2 separate regions of the Homo sapiens genome follow, and region 1 is linked to region 2. Evidence: chromatin loops called from intact Hi-C (ENCODE). Cell type or tissue: endothelial cell of umbilical vein. All regions are shown on one strand. Links, peaks and the distances in the headings refer to the core of each region. The heading gives the core; the rest is flanking DNA.

Evidence for each region. Peaks named below come from ENCODE experiments on the same cell type or tissue, not always from the same donor. Only the 100,000 strongest peaks of a DNase experiment are listed, where the experiment ranks them.
Region 1: a loop joins it to region 2, with 6 times the contacts of the local background. A loop is called at or near these places in 2 of 110 quality-filtered maps.

The regions. Positions count from the first base shown.
Region 1 is chr15:39,129,534-39,132,344 of GRCh38, reverse strand. All of the region lies in intron 1 of LOC105370777 (a long non-coding RNA gene), which reads left to right. Among named protein-coding and RNA genes, the nearest start is that of LINC02915, 120 kb to the left of the region's middle. In endothelial cell of umbilical vein, for the core only: no CTCF peak of the experiment used is centred there; a DNase peak (open chromatin) is centred at 1,594; H3K27ac peaks cover 2,500 bases.
Region 2 is chr15:39,229,161-39,231,971 of GRCh38, reverse strand. All of the region lies in intron 1 of LOC105370777 (a long non-coding RNA gene), which reads left to right. LOC124903467 (a long non-coding RNA gene) reads right to left here. Exons shown (of 3, transcript XR_007064589.1): 3 at 1,393-1,480. Among named protein-coding and RNA genes, the nearest start is that of LINC02915, 20 kb to the left of the region's middle. RefSeq lists an enhancer at 2,643-2,811. In endothelial cell of umbilical vein, for the core only: no CTCF peak of the experiment used is centred there; a DNase peak (open chromatin) is centred at 1,281; H3K27ac peaks cover 2,500 bases.

The DNA of each region.
Region 1 (2,811 bases), core at 218-2,717, 100 kb after region 2:
AGCAGCATAGCAGCTCTTTCCAGTCTCAGCCCTGTAACTATGGTGATGCTACCTTGAAGAAAGTGACTTCTCCTCCTCCAGCCCTTCCAAAGATTGTGCAAGCACCATTGTGTGAAATCTCTCTTCTTACATATCTGGAGCTATTTCCAGTTATGTTACCTGAACTCTGAGTGACGTAGCACCTATCTGAGCTCTTTCTGTGCCCTTTACCTTGTTGCTGTGGTAGCTGATGAGACTTTGGATAAAATGGCCCGTGTCCTATCTATTGACTGCTAGGTGTAGGCATATGATGGGCATTGTCATAAAAAACAAAAAAGAAAAGAAAAGAAACAAGTAAAAACAAAACCCCAAGCACCCAAATCCAATCCTTTCCTTCACAACACTTTGCAGAAATAAGGCGTCAGACTTATTAAAGACTTTTGTGCTTTTACTGAACCACTTGAATTCTTCATTAGCCTGTGGGGACCGTTAAAAAATTTGAGTCAGCAATAGGCCACTCCTAATGAATGTGATTCATCCAAGTTTGGAGTGAGAGTGCGTACTACTAGTGACAGGGTCATTGTCAGCATGTTTTAGATTGTCCTACTCTTTTGTTTGGGAAAACCTGTATACTTGGATATGTGGACTCACCACATACTGTTTACTCATCTGCTATTTTATACATTTATTCAGTAATTCAGTAGCTATTTGCTGAATGCCTGCTAATACAAATAGTTCTGTCTAGGTACGAGGGACACAGCAGTGGACAGAACAGGAAAAATGGAAAAATCCTTGTTTACATGGATGTTACTTTATAATGGGGGAAGAAAGACAAAAGACTCTTTAATCAAGCAATTAATAAGAGAATGTGAGGTAGTGGTAAAGGCTATGCAGAAAAACAAAATAGGTAGGCACAGAGTATACTTTTGTTAGAATAAACAAAGGAGACCCCTCCGATAAAGGTGGAAGCTAGCCAAAGACCTGAATAAAGAGAGGTGGCAAACCATTTGTGTATTGGAGGAAGCACACTCCAGGCAGAGAGAATGGCAGCACCCATGCCCTGAGCTGGGAGACTGCTTGACAAGGGTGGGTCAGCCAGAAGGCCAGAGAGTGGAGTGAGGAAGGAGAAGAGCAGCTGGAGAGGAGGCGGGTGCTTGTGAGTCCTGGGAGGGACCTTTGATTTTAAGAGTGATGGGAAACCATGATGTGGAGTGACATTACCTAACTTACATTTGAGGATCATCCTGGCTGCTGAGTGGAGTAAAGGTTTTGTATTCAATGGGAAATAGACTTTGTGAGAGAGATTTGAGTGCAGGTGGTTGTGGAGTATGTTTGGGAACAGATTGTGTAAGGAGTGAAGGAGGCAGGAATGGGCAGAGGAAGAATTCAAACTGTGATTGAGTTGATGTCTCAACTGGAGGCAAAGGTGGGGGCGGGTGGTCAGGCCTTTGTAACCCCTCATCAAACAATCATTAGACATTGGCTGCCCCTGGAAAGGAGGTGCAAGCTTGAGTGAGGCAGCTCCCTTTTATGAAGGTGGATTCCTGAGAAGGGACTAAGTTGTGAGCCATCAGGAAGTGACACTTCCAGCAACTGGGGGAATGAGTGGCTCAAACCTTAAGGGGCATTTGGGTATCAACAACAATCAACCCCCGTGCCATCTGCATCCAGCTGCTTCCTGTTTCTTCATCCCATCTGGCAGTAGCTGCTCTAGGATTCTTACTAGTCTGTTTTTCCAGGGGAAAAAACTGGTCTCTTGACTATAACTAAAACTTACCTTCTTTACTACCCATTCTAGCTTCTCTGCATTTGGCTCACTCCTCTGCTGGCCCAGTAGCTTATGTAATGGAGAGACTCAGACACTCACTCCTAAGGGGTCCGAGCTCTGGTCACCATGCCCTTCTGGTTGCCCATGTGCTGTCAAATGGGTCAGAGGATAACCAAGAGATTCCCTGTGGATCACTGGGTGCCAAATGTGTTCTTCCCTGACTCCACTGTGATAGAGCAGTCCTGCCTCCTAACAAACAGGCTCATTTACTTCGACTATGGCAGTGATTCCCTTCCTTGTCTGTTGCTTTCTTGGCTAAGAAGCTCAAGGTGACTGGGTGGTTGTTGAACTATAAGGTTTAATAAAACTCATATGTTCCTTGGTGGACGTGTTCCTTCTCTGGGAAACACAGACCCACAAAACCTAGAGTGGTGGTGATGGGAAGCACAGATTACCCAAGTGGGTCACTGGGAGTGAAGGTAAGCAGAGTTACCCTTATTTCTGCTATGCAGTTCCCATATCCATGTATTCTTCCTTTTTGATAATACAGCATCATGCGATGGTCATTGATTTAGGGTACGTACTTCATCGGCAAGCTGGTACCAGAGTTGCACCTTCACAAGGACAGTCCACAGCACTGCCAGGTCAGAAGTCTCTGGGTACTGTAGCATGTGGTAGCTCCAGTGGATCCCATGGTCACTGCTGAACCTCTGATGCTGTAAAGTGGATTCTGCAGTTACGTATATTGCAATACATATCTGCAATTATATGATAGTATATTATGTTGGCTCTCATGTTGTTGGATCACACTCTCTCTAAGCCTTTGAATAACAGTGCTGGCTGAGGCCCTGCAGGGAGGAAAGGCAAAGCTAGTAGCTGGAATATGAGTTAAGTCCAATTAAGCAAAGCAAACCTCTTCCAGGATGAAAGTGATCCAGTGTAGTTAATTCACCAGCATGTGGGTGATTCATCTCACTTAGGGTGCTACCAAACTGGGGACTCCAGTTTGGTCTTTATGGCTGGAATATTAAAAACTTAGTGGCTCTGGAGTTCGAGACCAGCCT
Region 2 (2,811 bases), core at 271-2,770:
CTACTTTTATTTCTGCCCAGTGCCATCTCTCACTGATTGTCACATATCTAAGGAGCTGTTTACCTGATGCCCAATACTGTCCTGCATGGTCATCTCAATCTCAGAAAAAGTCTGCCAAACCAGTTACTCATGTCAAAGGCTACCCTTTTCCAATTGAATTTTTGGCTGTTATTGCACAGTACAAATATTTCATTCTCCGACATAAATGGGACATCACCTTGCCTCTGGCAATTGTCATTTGCCCCCATAACTTCTCTCCCTTTTCTTCTGGAACCAATTTCCAGGATGACAATAATTTTCTTCTTTTAGAAGTATAATTTTTTAAAGCAAGACTGACCTACAATGTCTGTTAATATACTGACCTACTTTTTTTTTTCTTTTTTACAAAGTGGCCTGGCCAGTGCCTTGGAAAAAGATAATTAAGCAGGCATGGTGGCTCAGGCCTATAATCTCAGTGCTTTGGGAGGGCAAAGCAGGAAGATCACTTGAGGCCAGGAGTTTGAGATCAGCCTGCACAAGTTATCAAGGCTCCATCTCTACAGAATTTTTTTAAAAAACTAGTCTGGCATGGTGGCACACACCTGTAGTCCCAGCTACTCAGGAGGCTGAGACGGGATGATGTCTTGAGTCTAGAAGTTTGAGGCTGCAGTGAGCTGTGATTGTGCCACTGGACTCCACCCTGGGTATTGGAACAAAACCTTGTTTCTGTTAATAATAAAATTTAAAAACATATACCTAATCAATACAGTTTCCATTTTTAATGGAAACATTAAAATCCATCTTATAGGTAAAAAGACTTAAGCCCAAAGAAGTGCTTTGAAACACCATTTGAATATGCATTTGGAGGTCTGTTGGCAGGTCTCTCCCAATGTCTCCTCCCAGCATGGTTTCCTCCCTCTCTTTGTTATGTAACAAGAACAGTCTAAAATGTCTTCCATTGCAGTCAACATTTCATTCATTTTACATGCTTTTCCCTTTTTCTCACTTGGCACTTGGCTGTATTGCTTTCCCGAAGCTGTTGATCATGTAGAAGGTGAATGTGTTCCATGGGCCTATTCCTGTCTTTTCCCTCTGAGTTGCATGTGCTCAGTTGCATCTGATGTGATTTGTCATACGTGGATGGATGTCAGTGTCCCATGCTGCCTTCCTTCTCTCCTTTTCCTTCCCTCGTGGTTCCCTTGCCAGGAACAATGTATGTGTTTTGTGGAGTCTGTCTTACCCAAGGCCAGATGCCCTTGGCTGAACTCCAGGATGCATCCTGATCCTGTTTACAGGCGAGGAAGGACCAAGTCTGGGGCCCTGGAGAGATTGTGGGAGCATGAGAGTTAATCATCGCAGGCACATGTCACATCAAAACAAGCACATCCTTAGCCGGCTTCCTCTGGAGTTTGATGTCATGATCAGTGTGTTGTTTCCTGATGCTGAAGCCACGACAGATCTATATTATGCTGGTTTCCATCTTCTGAATTAAAATTGCCTCCTGCAAGGAAACAATGAATACTGAGAAGGCTGAACACGTTACTGGCCACATGTTCTTTCTCATCTCTGCATACTTCTAAAATGGAAACGGACCAATTTTTCTCCAGTGCTATTCTGTCTCCTGAACTACCTCTTTGTAAACATTTCCTAAGGGCTTTCATTTAATCAGGAGCCTATTTCCCAGGGATTTCAAGTGTGTACCTGACCTGGGTTTGTGAGCAAGGGAACCCAAACAGGATCAAAAATATTTTTTAAAAATGAATACATAAGAGCTTGGATTTGAGAGCCGCACTTTCTTTAAAACATAAATGATGATAAATGTGTTTTCATTTTATTTGAGAATTGGCTTTTCTCAAACTTAATAACAGTAAAATGGCTTTAGAATGAGAGAAAAATAGATACAGGGCTGAATCCTTCAGGTTTCAATCCTTCATTTATTCATTTATCATCTAATCAGAGAATATTGCTTGAATATTTGCTATGCGCCAGTCATTGTGCTAGATGCTGGGGAGGGTCAGTGCTGCCAAGCAATATATAGGCAACATAATTTGTTTAATTTGGCATTTCACAGCTCTTCACTGAGATTTTTAAAAAATACTTTAATAAAACGTAATAAACAGCTGTTGGGAAAAATAAAGATAGAAAATTATATGAAGTAAAAAGTAAAAGTGTCTCCTCCCCAATTTCCCTAGATTTAGATTTACTGGTAATTTGAATAACATTTTTTGTCTCCATATACTTTCTATATATTTACAATATTCCAGAATTTTTTTACACAAATGGATTAATATTATACAAAATTGCCTGGAAACATTTTTATTTACCAATGTTTTATGGGCTGTTTGTACTACCGGAGTGTGATTTTCTTTATTATTTTTAATGCTAGGAAATATGCCATTGGGTGAATGTACTGAAATTTATTAAACCTGTCCCCTATTGGAGACAACGTAGGTTTATTTTAACCCTGTTGCTGCTGTTCTTTTCTTTTTTTTTTGGTTTCTTTCAACTTGCAAACAATACCACAGTGAACTTCCTTGCACACTTATCTTTATATACATTCCTAAAATTGTGGAATTGTTGGGTCACACATGTTTTTTAAAGTTTGACAAAAACTGTCCTCCAAAAATTTGCATTGATATTATTGGTGTATGAAAATTCTTATTTTTCTGTAGGCTCTCCAATATAATTTTATATTGCTAATTAACAATTTGATATTTGCCAACTAATATGCAGTTTTAAAATCTTTGCCATTGTCTTAGTCCATTTCGCTACTATAATAGAGTATCTGAGATTGAGGAATTTATAAATAAAAGAAATTTATTTCTTGCAATT